3 separate regions of the Homo sapiens genome follow, and regions 1 and 2 are each linked to region 3. A link is an interaction called in ENCODE POLR2A ChIA-PET data of the cell type or tissue named here. Cell type or tissue: OCI-LY7. All regions are shown on one strand.

Region 1 (5,000 bases), 52 kb after region 3:
AAGAAAGGAAAAGTCCCATTTTTTTTTTCTCAGCTCTGAAAAATGTTAGTTTTCCTGGATATCTGATCCATTTCTGTTTGCAGTGGAATAGAGAGAAAGACCCTGAACTTTAAGAGTTAGAAGACTGGCTTCTAGCCCCAGCTGGTCCCTCTTGGCCTTGTGACTTTAGGTCAAGCTCTTGATCTCCCAGGGCCTTGATTTCCTCATCTGTGAAATGGGGACCTTGTGATACCTTTCCAGGCCCCTCCAGTTTTATGTTTAGAGGATATTTTGGAATAGTGTATGTGAAGAGTCTTGGCAAACTGTAAAGCATTTCTCAGGTATAAGGCATATTACTCACTCTTAGTATTTCTTTCATGCTGCTATTGAGTGTGACCATACCCAACACACATGACTGGTATCATAATCTGATGGGGTTGGGCCCAGTTCAATGGTCATGCAAAACTGGGACATGCACCTTGGATTTCTTGTCCTTGGCTGTATCCCTCATCTCCTAACCCTAGGATCCCAGACGCTCCAGTCTTCACATGATCATTGATTGAGAATAGTGAGAGCATAAACTCGTGAGGTCAGTAAGGCCAGATGTCTTGAACTTCTTGCCAAACAAAAGCCACCTAGTGTTTAGATTCTGTGTACCATTGTTGGTAAGAGCCATTCGGTTTCAAAGAACTGAAAAGAGTGGTATGAAAAGACACATGAAACACCCTGGAAGGTTCTTGGAAACTGAACAGCCCTTAACTTTGAGTTACATGTAAGTGAATGGAAACCCTTGTTTTACATTTCACTTGAAACATCTATGAGGTGGTTCAGGGTTAGGCCACAATGAAAAATGAGCAGATGTTTCCCTGCATTCAAAATGCCACTAGCTTATTCTTCTGTAGATTCAGAGAAAGCTACCTGCTCACTTCTGTCTAAATACTGTGCAATCTCCTGCAATGGTTATTTAATCACCAGCTTCTGCACAACTGTCCTTTCAGAGGTCTAGGGGAATTCCTATAAATATTAACTGAAATTTGGGGTCCCAAGGAATAATCAGTGGGCAGGAAATCTAATATAATTGCAATATATTTATGTCCTCATTTTCCAGTGCGTTGTGTTTAGAATCTCCACTGTGTTGGCGTAGTGTTTCTCCAGGCCGGATTCTCAGCATTTTGAAACAAATACGTTATTTGAATTTAAGATATTGTAATTATTAGCACAAAGGAGATTTCAGTATTTTTCCATAAAATATAATTAGTTAATGTCTATGGAGGTAGTGATTAACTTTCAGACACTGATTCTAAAATTAGAAATATTTTGTACCTAATGTAAAAATATTATAATAGGTGATGAAGTAAAGTATTTTAAGAGTAAAGCGATATCTGCTTAGGCTAAGTCATGTCAGATTTTTCACCCGTGTAATGATTTTGTCATTGTTTTTGATGAGTATATTGAACAGAACTGCTACAATCTGCAAACAACATGAAGAGAATTTTTGAATTAGTATTTTATATGGTGAGTTTATTTTCTATTTAATATACATTTTTGAGCATGATTAGTCATCACTTAAGAGCAATGCTCACACAACCGAAAAAGACAATCTTTGCCAACTGTTCACTTAGTTATAGAAGGGAGTTTGACTTTTTTTTTCTTTTTAAACTACAATTCCACACTTTATAGGATAAAGTTCTGACTTTTACATCTGAATCCTTTGGCTCCAAAGACAATGCTGTGCCTTCTCTGGAGCTGATCAAGTCCAAATGCAAGTGTCCTAAGTGGACAGGGATGGTTTCCCCCAGCTGGGATGTGAACCCTTTTTTTAAAGAGATCTAGCACTTGAGTCTCACAGCCAGAGGGGCAGAGCCAGGCACCTCTGATGGGGCCCCAACAGCACGTGGACTGGGCTTGTGGAGATGGCATTGAGGTGGAAAGGCAAAAGTAATTCTAGCTGCTTTCCTGGGAGAGAACAAGTGAGAACCCAGAAGTGCCTGCCCCCTGACAGGAAGCAGAAACCTACGTGGAGAATTGTCAGCTCAGCAGTCCTGTCCAGACCACACTGCCAGGGCTTGTGTAGTTATGGGAGGCAGACTCAAGGAACTTCTTTTTCAGGCTTTCTGCTGTCGTCCTTGGCTGTCACCTCACACTGGCATCCCACTGTCCCAGCTTTCATGTTGAGAAGATTCTGGGGGCCTCCTAGTCAGTCTCATTCTTCAGTTCCCGCTACAGCAGAACCACTGCTTGTCCATTTGGCCTGGCCTGTGTTTTCCACATGTGTTGTCCTGGCCAATTTCCGCCATCAGTAAGGTCCTTTTCATCAAGTCATAAATCTAATGGAGGGAACAAACACACACAACAAAACCCACACAGTTCAAGTTAATGAATTTGTGTTGGATGGGGGTGAAGGGAGGAAAGTTGCTTCAAATTTGGAAAAATTTAATTCACTCAACATTTGTTGATTGACTTGTGTGTTTAGCCATGTGCTGGGAGCTGGGGCTGCTACAGTTGTTTCTTCTCTCAGAAGCAATACTCTCTGGTTAACTAGAGAGCCCTTTTCTCTAAAGTAAAACTGATTTCTACTCTAAGGGAAGACATTTCTGGACCTGCCGCTTAGCTGTTCTTGGAGGTGTAGAGTGGGGATGGATGGGGAGCAGCCATGTGTTTCTTAGTGACTCATTTGATGATTACTCCATTGTTTGAAGGGCTGGATGTTATGTAATCAACATTCTATCCCCTCCCCCAATTACTTCCCCCTAACAATCTGGGATTTTCCATCATTTTGTTAACCTTCCTGGAGACATGTTGATTTTTTCCACTAGATTTTTTTGGGCATGTCCCAGGGCAACCCAAACTTACCACTCCCTGGAACTTCAGATTCCTCGTCATTGGCAAGGCCTGGAAGAGCAGCTAGGGAGCCCTTCTGTTCTTCCAGGGCACAGCCTGGACTCTAGCAGTTTCCTGACAGCATCACTAAAAGCAAACAAGAGAGAAAGTGCCACCTGTCCTTCTTTTATGCAGTGTAATCTCCACTTAGTTCGACATTCAGAGGCAATATATTTGCTCCTTTCTTCAGAGGTTTATCCTATGCTTAATTTCATTCAGCCCATAACACATTGTTTGTGTCCGGGGAATATTTTTTAACGAAGCAAAGTTTAGAAATGGCCAGTTGAAGAATTTCTGTAGTAGCCTTGCCTGGAACTTAGTCATTTTATAAGTCAGTTTCATGGGATACACTGAAGATTCAGGTTTCTAGAAATCACTTTGGTAAAGTGTATCACTGTCAAAAGGTAACAGGAAAGCTAGTAGGGATTCTCAGCTCATTTCTTTGCTTATTCACTTTTTGTGGGAAACTGTGCCTGAGGTTAATTCAGAAGATGTTTACGTTCAGCTGTATTTATGTACCAACATCGTGAACATGGTCTGCAAATACAGGAGGATCTGGATGGACATAGCAGAGATTAAGGTGCATGTGGGTGTGGCAAATGATGATACATTTGCAAATCTGCAGGCTGTAATGCCTCACTCTTCTTCACTACTGACACTAACCAAGCTTTATAGATTTTTCGTCCTGTATGCACTTCAAGTTGACTTGAAGTCATGTTCACTTATGTTATCTGCCTTGCCACTTTTGTAGTCAAAGCCACCATCCTCTCTCACCAGGACTGATGCAATAACTTTCTAAAATGTCTTGCTCATCCATTCATACTCACCCCTAAATCACTCTTTACAGAACGGATAAGGTGATCTTAAAACAAAATGATCTTTTTGTAGTTGATGCTGATGTCCCTGCTCTGAGGACTACACTTTGAGAACCACTGATCTGGAGTATTCTTTTCTTCCTAAATTCTCATGCATCCTTCACAATTCAGGTCAAACATCTCTCATCTTCTAAGGGAGGCCTTTCCTGTTTCCTTCAGACTTCCAGGAATTCCTGTTGCACATTAACGTTGCATCATGTACTTCTCCTTTGAAGCCCTTATTGACATTGCATTTGAACATTTAACTGTGTAGATAGATTTTTAGTGGCTGAATCTACTGCAAGAATCAGATAGCTAGCTCCTGTGGAGACTATTTCTGTGTTGCTCACTGTTGTTTCTTTAATTCCTTGCACAAAGCAAGTGCTAGATAATCATTTGTTGAATGAATGAATATTGTTATTTCATTTTCATAGGTAACTGAAAGTATGTAGTAACATTAATATTCTCGGTAAATGTGAAAGATAAGCAGGGACTGTGTATAAACTAGTAGAGGTGTTCAGGAAGAGTAAACATATTTGTTTGTCAGGGATGCAGGACATTTTAGACCTAGCACAATGTGGAAAGCCCCTTAAATGTTGCCTGCTCATGCTGGCACAGTGGCTCATGCCTATGATCCCAGCACTTTGGGAGGCCGAGGCAGGTGGATCACTTGAGGTCAGGAGCTCGAGACCAGCCTGGCCAACATGGTGAAACCCTGTCTCTCCTAAAAATAAAAAAAACTAGCTGGGCATGGTGGCACATGCCTATAATCCTAGCTACTCAGGAGGCTGAGGCAGGAGAATCGCTTGAACCCAGGAGGCAGAGGTTGTAGTGAGCTGAGATCACGCCACTGCACTCCAGCCTGGGTGACAGAGCAAGACTCCGTCTCAAAAAAAAAAAAAAAAAAAAAATTGCCTGCTCTGGTGCTCTGGTGAGGATGCTAGCACAGTTGTTTCTCAGCTTGCCTTCTTACAGCCCATTTGTAATGTTTTATGATTGGTTCATTACCTATGTAATTTTTGTTATTCATATGCAATTTTTTCATGCAGATATGGAATGTGCAGATGTCCCACTATTAACTCCAAGCAGCAAAGAAATGATGTCTCAAGCATTAAAAGCTACTTTCAGTGGTTTCACTAAAGAACAGCAACGACTGGGGATCCCAAAAGGTATGGTTTTGTAGTTGGAAAAAGAGTGGTTGGGGTCAGACCCTTTGGGAAGACACATTTTCTCACCTGGAGTGTGTGAGGCAGACGTTACACTAACCACATTGGAGTCAGCAGCTAT
Region 2 (5,000 bases), 96 kb after region 3:
GCTCTTGCACAAAGTACCATTGTATGGGGCTGGTCTGTGGGAGACAAATGAAAGGGATTTCAAAATCAACAGCAAGTTATTTTTATCCGTGAAAAGGCTGAAATGCCTTTCTTTTCCATCTTGGAAAACAAACCTTAAGGGATCATTGTGCCGCAGAGTGTTTTCATTTACTCTGGTATTTGAGCATTTAGGAGAGAGGCTTCTGAAAGACCTGGACTCAGAAATAAAGAAATCCAGAAAACTGGGCTGCCGCCGCCGACGCACCCCTCCCCTAGGCAGGAGTCCACCGGGGATGGCCCAGAACGCCGCGCTCATGTGGCCCCATGCTTTCGTGCCTTTCTCTTGCCCTCCAGAGTGGGCACCTCCTTCCATCCACCCCACCCACCGGCTCTCCTGTTCACTGGCCCGCTTTTCTCATCCAAACTCTTAGCCTTCTGCATCTGAGTGGGGTCCAATTCAGGAATATGTGACCCCTTCCTGTAAGGCAGGAGTCTCCAAGGCGGGGACTGCCCGCTCCAGGAATTGCGCAGAATAGAACACGAGATAAGGGAAGAAACCATTAGAGCTTCTATTCATAGGTACTTTCAATCTAAAAATGGGAACTACTTTTCTATGTACTAATATTGAATGTATATATGGACCCCGGTACCCTCAGACTCCCACGAGTCATTTGCATCCGTGCGAAGCACTGTGAGGAAAGTGAAATTCTGCAAGGTGGGTGGGGGAGGTCCTACTGGTGCCCTGATTTCTCTTTTAGCATATTATGGTGTTTTATATATATATATATATATATACTTCAAGTTCTGTGATACATGTGCAGAACGTGCAGGTTTGTTACATAGGTATACAGGTGCCATGGTGGTTTGCTGCACCCATCAGCCCATCATCTACATTAGATGTTTCTCCTAATGCTAGCCCTCCCCTAGCCCACCACCCCCTGGTAGGCCCCGGTGTGTAACGTTCCCCTCCTGTGTCCATGTGTTCTCATTGTTCAACTCCCACCTATGAGTGAGAACATGTGGTGTTTGGTTTTCTGTTCTTGTGTTAGTTTGCTGAGAATGATGGTTTCCAGCTTCATCCATGTCCCTGCAAAGGACATGAACTCATCCCTTTATATGGGTGCATAGTATTCCATGGTCTTGCATAAACACAGTGAGTCGATTTACAAACCATATTATCCCATTTTAACCGAATCACTTTTAAAAAATGGAAAAGTGTCTTAAAAATTCTTCTGTAAGGAAACTGGAGATTGTTGACAGCAGGAGCAACTCATGCCCAAGAAGGTAAGAAGAATGCCATATCATTTCTTCTACTCCTGGAACAAATTATTTGCCAGCCATGTATTGAAGCTAAAACAAAAGCAATTTAATTAGATTTCACAAGATCTGGCCAAAAAGTTTTCCAAGTCATGAAGACTACATTAAACATGGATATATATTTATTGTCATTAATGATGATTAGTGCTCTGGGGTATTATATTACCAGGCAATGCTAACAGATATTAGCTAGTGCGTGGAGTTTATAAATAAATAAATATGTCTGTATTGAAGGTGGTTCTTAAAAATGTTTACTGATGGGAGTATAGGGTCAGAAAAGTTTTGAAATGACTGCTGTAAAGGAATATTTGCTGAGGGCCAGCAAGATTTCTGCTGGTGGTGGGAAAAGCCCAACATTTGCAACAGATAAAAATCAGTGTTTAAATTCTGACTCTACCACTCAAGTTTACACACTCAGTTTACTATGTGACTTTGGGAATACATGTAACTTTTCTGAGCCTCAGTTTCCTCAAAATAACAATAGTGACACTTACCCCACAGATCTATTGTGAGGATCAGTGAAATACTTTCTATTGAGGGTCCAGGGTAGAACTTGACATATAGTAAGCAATGCTCAAGAAGTGTTTGACTTCTCCACTCTCCCCTTGCTTCTGCTGGGAAGCTAGGGAAGAGCTGTGGGCTCAAGATGGAGCCCATTCTTGGCAAAAGCCTGCTGGTGGGCCCAGGGAGCTTCCCTCATGACTGAGAAGGTCAGCCTGGATTTTCTAACACATCACTAATGGCCTGTTCTTGGCTCTAAGAGGAGAGGACTGTGTGTGTATGTATTTAAAACCACTTTGGGTAGGCCTTCCTGGTGGCTTCCTAACCAGTATGAAACAAACGGTTATATGTTGGTTTCAGTCCAGTTCCCAGCAGACAATCTTTTTTCAAAAAAACGTATGTGTCAGAAGGTATCACACAACAGGGCCACAACTGGCAGGAAGTAGCCCCCCATTATGCAACTGAGCCAAAGTTCTCAGAAGTGAATGAGCCATGGAAAATTAGAACCCCCCACTGAGCCTGGAGCTTGGTCTCTGCCAGAACATTTGGACAGCCAAGCTATGCTATAAAGAAGGAAAAAAGCAATGTGTATGTATCAGAGGGATGGGGTTCAGTTCTTCTAGTTCCTTTCCCAGGCTCCCATTTTGCACACAAGGATACAAGAAGGATGCTGAAGACATCCTAGTGTGAGAGCCTCAATCTTCCTCTCTACCAACTCTGATCCATATTGCTGCTCAAACTGGGATTCATATTCTCTGGACAAAGCCACATGCAGGCTCTGAGAGAGCACTGACCAGCTTGTATATATGGAGGTCATTACGTGTCAGACTCCCCATTCTCAGCAGTGCTTCAGGCTCCAGCCTTAATCCTAGATCCACTACCCCCTTGCAGTTGGTCCTGGGAGAGATTTTTGGGAGTCAGAGACTCCATTCCAAGCTGAAAGAACTTGATCAATGAATGTTTCCTTCACAGTTGTAAACTGGGAGATGAAGGAAAACAAATGAAGCTGTTAAAGGCCAGGGCTCAGAGTACATTTTCGGAATGGAAAGAGACTATATATAAAGAAATAGCAAAGGAGGAGTGAGCTGGTCTGACTGCAGGGTCTTACCTGAACACAATTCACAGGGAAAACTGCTGTGGCCCATTGCTCCCTGAGCAACCTCATGGGTGTGCTCTCCCACAGCCCATTCCAAACAGGTGACCAACCTGTGAGTCAGGCTTGCCTGGGCTGGAGGCAGCTGATACAGGGAATTCACCATTTCCATTCCCGTAACCTGAAAGCGTTGAACTTTGGTCTCTGAGGTTTCACTCCGACAGGGGACAAAACAACCCTTGTTTTTATAACTTGCCTACAGGTTATAAGGAAGGAACACTTTTCTTCCCTCTCCCACCGGCTGCCATACTTGGTCTTAGGTTTGTTTTTTTTTTTTTTTTTTTTCCTCTGAGCCACCCACCTCTTTCCTTGTCTCAGGTCAGACTTTCTTGGGTTTCAGATTAACTGTGCTTGATTTGTGACTCTGACATTTGGATAATTCACTTTCCCATTTTAATAGTTAACTCCCAGAGTCCAATGTGCCAATTCCTATGCTCGTAGACAGTAATGTATTTCTGGGATTCTTCTATCCTACCAAGCATTCTTTACTCTCTGAATTTCAGAAATCCGTCTTGAGGGCTTAATTCTCTTAGAATCAAAATACCGACTTCAGAAGCAGGCAGACCTAAGATCAAGTTGAGGGTCCTTGGACACATAACCATAAGTCTGAATCACTGTTTTCTCTTTTGCAAATGGGATAATACCTACTTGATAGAGTTGTTATATTGTTTAAATAGAATCATGTAATAAAGTGACTTTTAAAGGACCTGATACATGGCAAATGCCCAATAAATATTTGTTTCCTCTCCTTTATCCATTCTACAAGGTAGAGAGTCCCCCTTAAATTGTTTCATTAAATATTAGTTTTATGTATTTTTAAAAGGTTATATATATTGAAAATTTAGATAACATGAAAATATTCAGAAGCCAATTAGAAAACTACCTGATATTCTTCACTATTGAAATTTTAGTATAAATCTTTTCAGCATTTAATTATGTACACATATATTTGATACCAAACATGATTTTTATAGAGGTAAAATTGATATACAGTGATATGCACAGATTTTGAGCAGTTTGATGAATTTTAATAGGTACATTTGTGTAAGCAATACCCCAGAAAATTCCAATATCCACACCCTACCGTCAATCACTATTCTGATTTCTATTGGCATAGTTTTGCCTGTTCTTGAACTTTATAATTTATGGGCATTGGGTATAGTACTGAAAGGTTTTGCCTCAATAGTAAAGCAAAATTAGCCCGAGAGTAAATGCTGTTCTGTTCCTGCCAAATAAAGCTTAAAGGCAAGACTCGAAAGGGTCAAACTATTTCCAAGTAACTTAACTCAAGAGTATTTTTAGGAATACAAAAATATCCACCCAGTCCACAATGTCTGGCATCCAATAAAGAATTACCAGGCATACTAAGAAGCAGGAAAATATGACCCATAATGAAGAAAAAAATCAGCCAGTTGAAAATTTCCAAGAAATGACACAGACGATAGAATTAGTACCCAAGGACATTAAAAGAGAGTAACAATTTCACATGTTGAAGAAGCTAGAGAAAAGACCAAACATGCCAAATGCGATACAAAAGACCTAAGTCAAAATTCTGCAGTTGAGAGCTATATAACATATGACATGAAAGATACATTGGGTGGGATTAATGGCAGATTCAACACTGTGAAGTCCCAGCATAGAAACGACCCATAATAAAGCACATATAAAATAAAGGGTGCAAAGAAAAATGAGCAGAGTGCCAGTGAGCTGTGGGACAGCTTTAAGTCTCTGAATAAACATCCAGTTGGAGTCCCCAGAGAGGCAGGGTGTGTGATAGAAAAAAAAAAAAATGGAAGCATTATTAATGGCTGAAACTATTCAGAATTTGATTGAAACTATAAACTCACTGATCTAAGAAGCCCCACAAACCCCAAGCACAAGAAACATGAAAAAAAATATGCTAAGTACATCAAGTTGCTTAAAGCCAGTGATAAAAAAGAACTCTTAAAAGAACTCTTAAATGTCTTGAAAGATAAGATATTTTACATACAGAAGATCAAAAGAAAAAATAACAGATTCCTTGTCAAAAA
Region 3 (5,000 bases):
GTTGTGTCATCAGTCTTTTCCATACCTCCTGAGACTTGCTGAAGTAGTGCCTGAGAGGCAGAAATACCAGTGATTTAAGTAGCTACAGAGTTCCAGTTGCCTTTGCCATTTTTACTGGCTATCTTACATACCTCATACATTTTTAAAACATCAATCTTGACAACTTTCTGCCATGTCTTAGACCTGCTGTTTCTCATGGAGCAGGGGTTCTTGCCCAGGAGAGTTTCAGGAAAGTGTGATCCTGCTGAAATTTTGTGCAGAAATTTTTCTAAGGATCTGTAGCTTTCCTCTGATTCTCAAAGTTGTCTGAGACTCCCAAAGAGGTTAAAAACTACTGTTCCAAGGGAAAGGTACATTTGTACCTTCCTGCGGCACTTAGCACATTGTACTTCTAGAGTACGCAGTGCACATTTTGTTGAACTGGGATGAATTCTCTGGTATAAACTTCCTTCCTATAAATCCCTTCTCCCTGCTCTGGTCAGTCCCAAGGGAGTGTATTTAAATCTGGAAGTTGTTTCCATTCCATTGTCTCTGAGACAGAAGCATTGCAGCCTTGCCCAAAGTCTAGCCAGATCTCTCCTTTTTCTTTAACATATTTCTTTATTTCATGCTCCTCAGGATGATCTCTGCAAACACCCCAGGAAAACTGTGGACCTGGGACCTCCCTAAAGTGAGCTGGAGGTAGGGATGGGGAGCTTCAGTCTGTGTCAAAGCACCACAGAAAAGTCACACTATGATCTGCGTCTCATGGCCTTTCTAGTGCACAGTAGATTTTCCCCAGCATCCTTATGTCATATAGGGAAGAAAAGATGTAGAAATAGTGCCCCTAAAGGGGATAGGGGTGCAGAAATTCAGAGCTAACACCTTCCCCCCTGCAAACAATGTACACTTGGCTCTTCGTATCCATGGGTTCTGCATTCATGGATTCAACCAACTTCAGAGCAAAAAAAAAATTTTTTTTAAAGAATATTTGCATCCGTACTGAACATGTACTGACTTTTTCTTGTCATTATTCCCTAAACAATACAGTATAACAACTATTTACATATCATTCACATTGTATTAAGTATTATAAGTAAATTTGAGATGACTTAAAGTGTATGGGAGGACGTGCATAGGTTATTTGCAAATACTACACCATTTTATATCAGGGACTTGAGCGTATATGAATTTTGGTATCTTAGGCAAGGGGTTTTCCTGGAACCAATCCCTCATGGCCAAGAGACTGTATACAGGAATGACTATGGCAGAAAAACTCCTGGATGCTACAGACTCTTTCAGTGCACTGCCTCTGAACCAAGGTCATTCTTTTGGAGTCTTAGCCCTCATTTCTGATCATTAGCTTCTGTTGGAACCATTGACTGTTAACATCTACTGCTACAAACTCACTTAGACAAGAGGAGGCCATTTTCAGACTTCTCCAGTCTAGACAGATTACCCAACCCAAGTCAACTACTTTGAACTTCCCAGCAATGTCTTAGCATTTTCATCTTTGGTCAATATATCAGGTGGATATTCTTAGCTGAGCAGGGCTTAGAGCTTGCGTCCTGGTGAATGTTCACTGGTTGAATTTTGGGTTTTATAATGAAAGTGGCTAGCTCCTTGAGACAGAAATGCCTGTGGGCTGTTCCTGGAGAGTTGAATACAGATTAGAAATAACAGAAAGTTGTTGTGCTCACTTCAACCATACCTGAAATATTTGGACATCTCATCAATACTTTGGGCTTTAAAAACTCTGAATTTAAAGTTTCTGAACAATAAAACCAACCACCATGATGCCACATTTTCTTGAATTGTAATCTTTTGTTGTGTTTTTAACATGGTTTAGATCCCTCGGAACTTCCTGTTAGATATCTGTGCATATTTCTATGTTGCTTCTTAACTGATCAATTGTAAATTAAAATAGAGATGAAAAATAGTTCATAGCCCATTCTTTTCTAATTCTAGTAATCTTATTCCAGAAAGTCCAAAAGAAGGCCTGTTCTTCTAGAGCTGCTTGAGAGGTACAGTGGTTACCATTCATTAAATGCCTTCTGTATGCCGAGGATTGCACATATGTGGTCTTTTGCTTTTACAATATTCCTGTGAGGGTGATACTATTCCCATTTTACAGATGAGATAAATAAGACTCAGAGAGGTCAACTTACCTCCCCAAAGAAGCCTAACTAATTCTGGGAGGCAGGTTGGTAATTAAATGTAAATATTCCTCCAAAGTGCATGTTCTTAACCACCATACACATTTTGCCTGCCCAAACATTTGTTCACATCTTCATTGCTGTGACAATTGCCCACCTCCGGGATAAGAATCGATAAACTTTCCCAGCTTTCCCACAAAGCAGAGACCCATGAAAATTCCACAGGGATGTAAAAGGGAAAACAAGACACTGTTACCTGATTTCTTTTATATCTTCTCTGTGGTTTCTTGGAGTCCCATATTGGTCATTTAAGGGCACAAGGAAGCCTGATAATTTGCAAAGCTCCTCCAGAGAATGGTTTTTCCTTTGTTGGGCATTCAGTTAGGGTCTAGAGGGTTTGCTTACCTCTTCACCTAAGCATCATACTCCCTTTGTCCCCTTACACTGCCCCCCCCACCCCCAACCAGCCAGCTCCGTGAGCAGACAGAGTCACTGAGCAAGACTAAACCCTAAGAAGTTTCTGAAAGGTTATACCCTTGAAGCTACCCACAGTGTACACAGCACGTGCTGAAGTTTACACAGACTTCCCAGACCTCTGAATAGAGAGACTAATTGTGGGGAAGCTGCTTTTCAGCACACAGGATGGGCTGTTCCCTGTGGGTTTTACTATCAAAAGGCTTTTAAAAGTGCAGTGTAGCCATTGTTGAATATTTCACAATGAATTAAATACCATTTCTCTCCTCGCAGCTGTTCCGTGTGAGTGAGTGTAGAGTGCATTTTTTTTTTCCTTTTCCTGGCAGAAGACGTCTGCTGTATAAACCTAAGCACTGGGGTAATGAGATTATTTGTGTGCGAATTCTTTAGGAAAAGCATTTCTTTATTTTAAACTCAATGTGATGCAGAGCTGCTGCTCTGGAGACGGGGAGAGGGAGAGCCTTGGAAAAGAATGGAATTGCAATGTCTTTGAGCAGAACTGGGAGAAGGCAGGGGTGAGGGGCTCAGGGATTAGGCTTGTAGCTTCAGTACATTTATCCACATTTCCCTACATTTCCCTAGGGCTGCCTGCATCTCTCAGCCCTACTAACTGGGCTACAGAAGAGGGAAATTCCATATATATATATATATATATATATATATTAGTAAACAATTAATCACTTTTTCATCTGCCCTTTCAAAATTCCTTTCTGATCTCACAGGTTTTTAAAGCAGTTGAAGAAACAGTTTGCTCTATGCCTATTTTTATCTCAAAGAGCTTTTAATATAATTTAAATTATAAAGTATACAAGGAACTGACTTTCTTATGACATTTAGGGCAGTTTCCATAATTTGGACATACTCAGCTTTAATAGTACCATACCATTAATTGCTAGAACATGTATCCACACATCTCTTGCTTGACTTTTCCTCTTCAGAGTTTTCATTTATCTTTCATAGACATTGAGCTTCAGGTGAGCAGTGAGTTGGAATTAAGTATAAAATTAATTAAGATTAAATACAAGTGTAGACTTAACTCTTCCTAAAATGTCATCAGGGAGTCAACAGCTGTTTTTTAGATCCACTGAAGACTAAGAACACAATGAGATTAAATGGAAAAACAGGGATTTAGATTAGTGAGGGGAAAATATGACTCTGAAATCCATTATTAGAGTTTATAAATTACCTCTCCTCTCAAATATCTTTCAGGATATTTCAGAAGGAGTATGAGTAATTTTTTTATTATTATCCTTCTGGTTCGATCACGTAAGATAAAATTTTCACAACCTTTTAAGGGAACTTAAGGAACTTAAGGGAATGCTTTAGGAAATTATTGAGTGGGAAAGAGCAGGCCAGATGTGAAAGGAGAGACGTTGAGTGTGAGAGTAATCTTTTAATTCTGCTGCAGTGAGAGAGACAAAAAGGAGGCATGAGCTGGGCATGCTGATATGAAAACTCAACCAGTAGATTTTTGGGGCTAAGGAGGGAAGGTCTGAAATGTACTTCTGCACCTCCCCCATAGTTACTGGTCACTTACTTTTCTCATTTTCCAAACTTCCCAATGTCTATGTCAGAATGGGCAGGTAGAGAGTGATCATTTTTCCCTGTGTTTAACAGAAGGGAAAGTTCTGCTGCAAAGATGGGGGAGAGAATCTATGCTGTTCTGGTAGCTTTGAAATGCATAATCTTTTCGCTCTTCCTGGCTATGAACTAGTACTTTTCTATGTGCATATATATCACATTCAGTTTATTTTGAAAAATAAATTATTATAAAAAAATACCTCTTTAAATAATTTTTTTTTTTTTTTTTGAGACAGAGTTTCGCTCTTGTTGCCAGGACTGGAGTGCAATGGCACGATCTGGGCTCACTGCAACTTCCGCCTCCAGGGTTCAAGCAATTCTCCTGTCTCAGCCTCCCGAGTAGCTGGGATTACCCGAGTAGCTGGGATTACAGTCGCTTGCCACCATGCCCGGCTAATTTTTGTATTTTTTTAGTAGAGACGGGTTTTCACCATGTTAGCCAGGCTGGTCCTGAACTCCTGACCTCAGGTAATCCACCCATCTCGGCCTCCCAAAGTGCTGGGATTACAGGTGTGAGCCACCACGCTGGGCCTAAAGAAAATTTATAAATCAAAGAATAATAGGGAGGAAAGGCATTTTGGTGTCATCACTTAAGGGTTAATACATGGAGGGTGTGTTCCATGGGTATTTTTTGTGACAAGTGTTCACCTGAGTCACACACAGATACCTCAGACTTAAAACTGAGCTCACTGCTTTCTCTTGACTCTGTAACCTGTAACTCTGTAGCTAGTGGAGGGGTTGTTGCTGTCTTTATCTTCTCTCTTGTTTTGATGAAGGTCACTATCAGCTACCAATCACCAGGCTAAGGAA

The links. Peaks named below come from ENCODE experiments on the same cell type or tissue, not always from the same donor. Only the 100,000 strongest peaks of a DNase experiment are listed, where the experiment ranks them.
Region 1: POLR2A ChIA-PET joins it to region 3 with 6 read pairs; 9 of 35 experiments call an interaction of 5 or more read pairs at or near these places.
Region 2: POLR2A ChIA-PET joins it to region 3 with 5 read pairs; 2 of 35 experiments call an interaction of 5 or more read pairs at or near these places.

Annotation. Positions count from the first base shown.
Region 1 is chr11:128,490,339-128,495,338 of GRCh38, reverse strand. It overlaps ETS1 (ETS proto-oncogene 1, transcription factor), which reads left to right. Exons shown (of 10, transcript NM_001143820.2): 4 at 4,763-4,882. Among named protein-coding and RNA genes, the nearest start is that of MIR6090, 30 kb to the left of the region's middle. RefSeq lists an enhancer at 1,698-2,897. In OCI-LY7, no CTCF peak of the experiment used is centred here; no DNase peak of the experiment used is centred here; H3K27ac peaks cover 3,203 bases.
Region 2 is chr11:128,446,754-128,451,753 of GRCh38, reverse strand. LOC124902789 (a long non-coding RNA gene) reads right to left here. Exons shown (of 2, transcript XR_007062948.1): 2 at 1-34. Among named protein-coding and RNA genes, the nearest start is that of MIR6090, 73 kb to the left of the region's middle. RefSeq lists an enhancer at 2,289-3,488. In OCI-LY7, no CTCF peak of the experiment used is centred here; no DNase peak of the experiment used is centred here.
Region 3 is chr11:128,542,613-128,547,612 of GRCh38, reverse strand. The region is part of intron 3 of ETS1 (ETS proto-oncogene 1, transcription factor); the gene reads left to right. Among named protein-coding and RNA genes, the nearest start is that of ETS1-AS1, 19 kb to the right of the region's middle. In OCI-LY7, a CTCF peak has its summit at 846; a DNase peak (open chromatin) is centred at 2,740; H3K4me3 peaks cover 435 bases.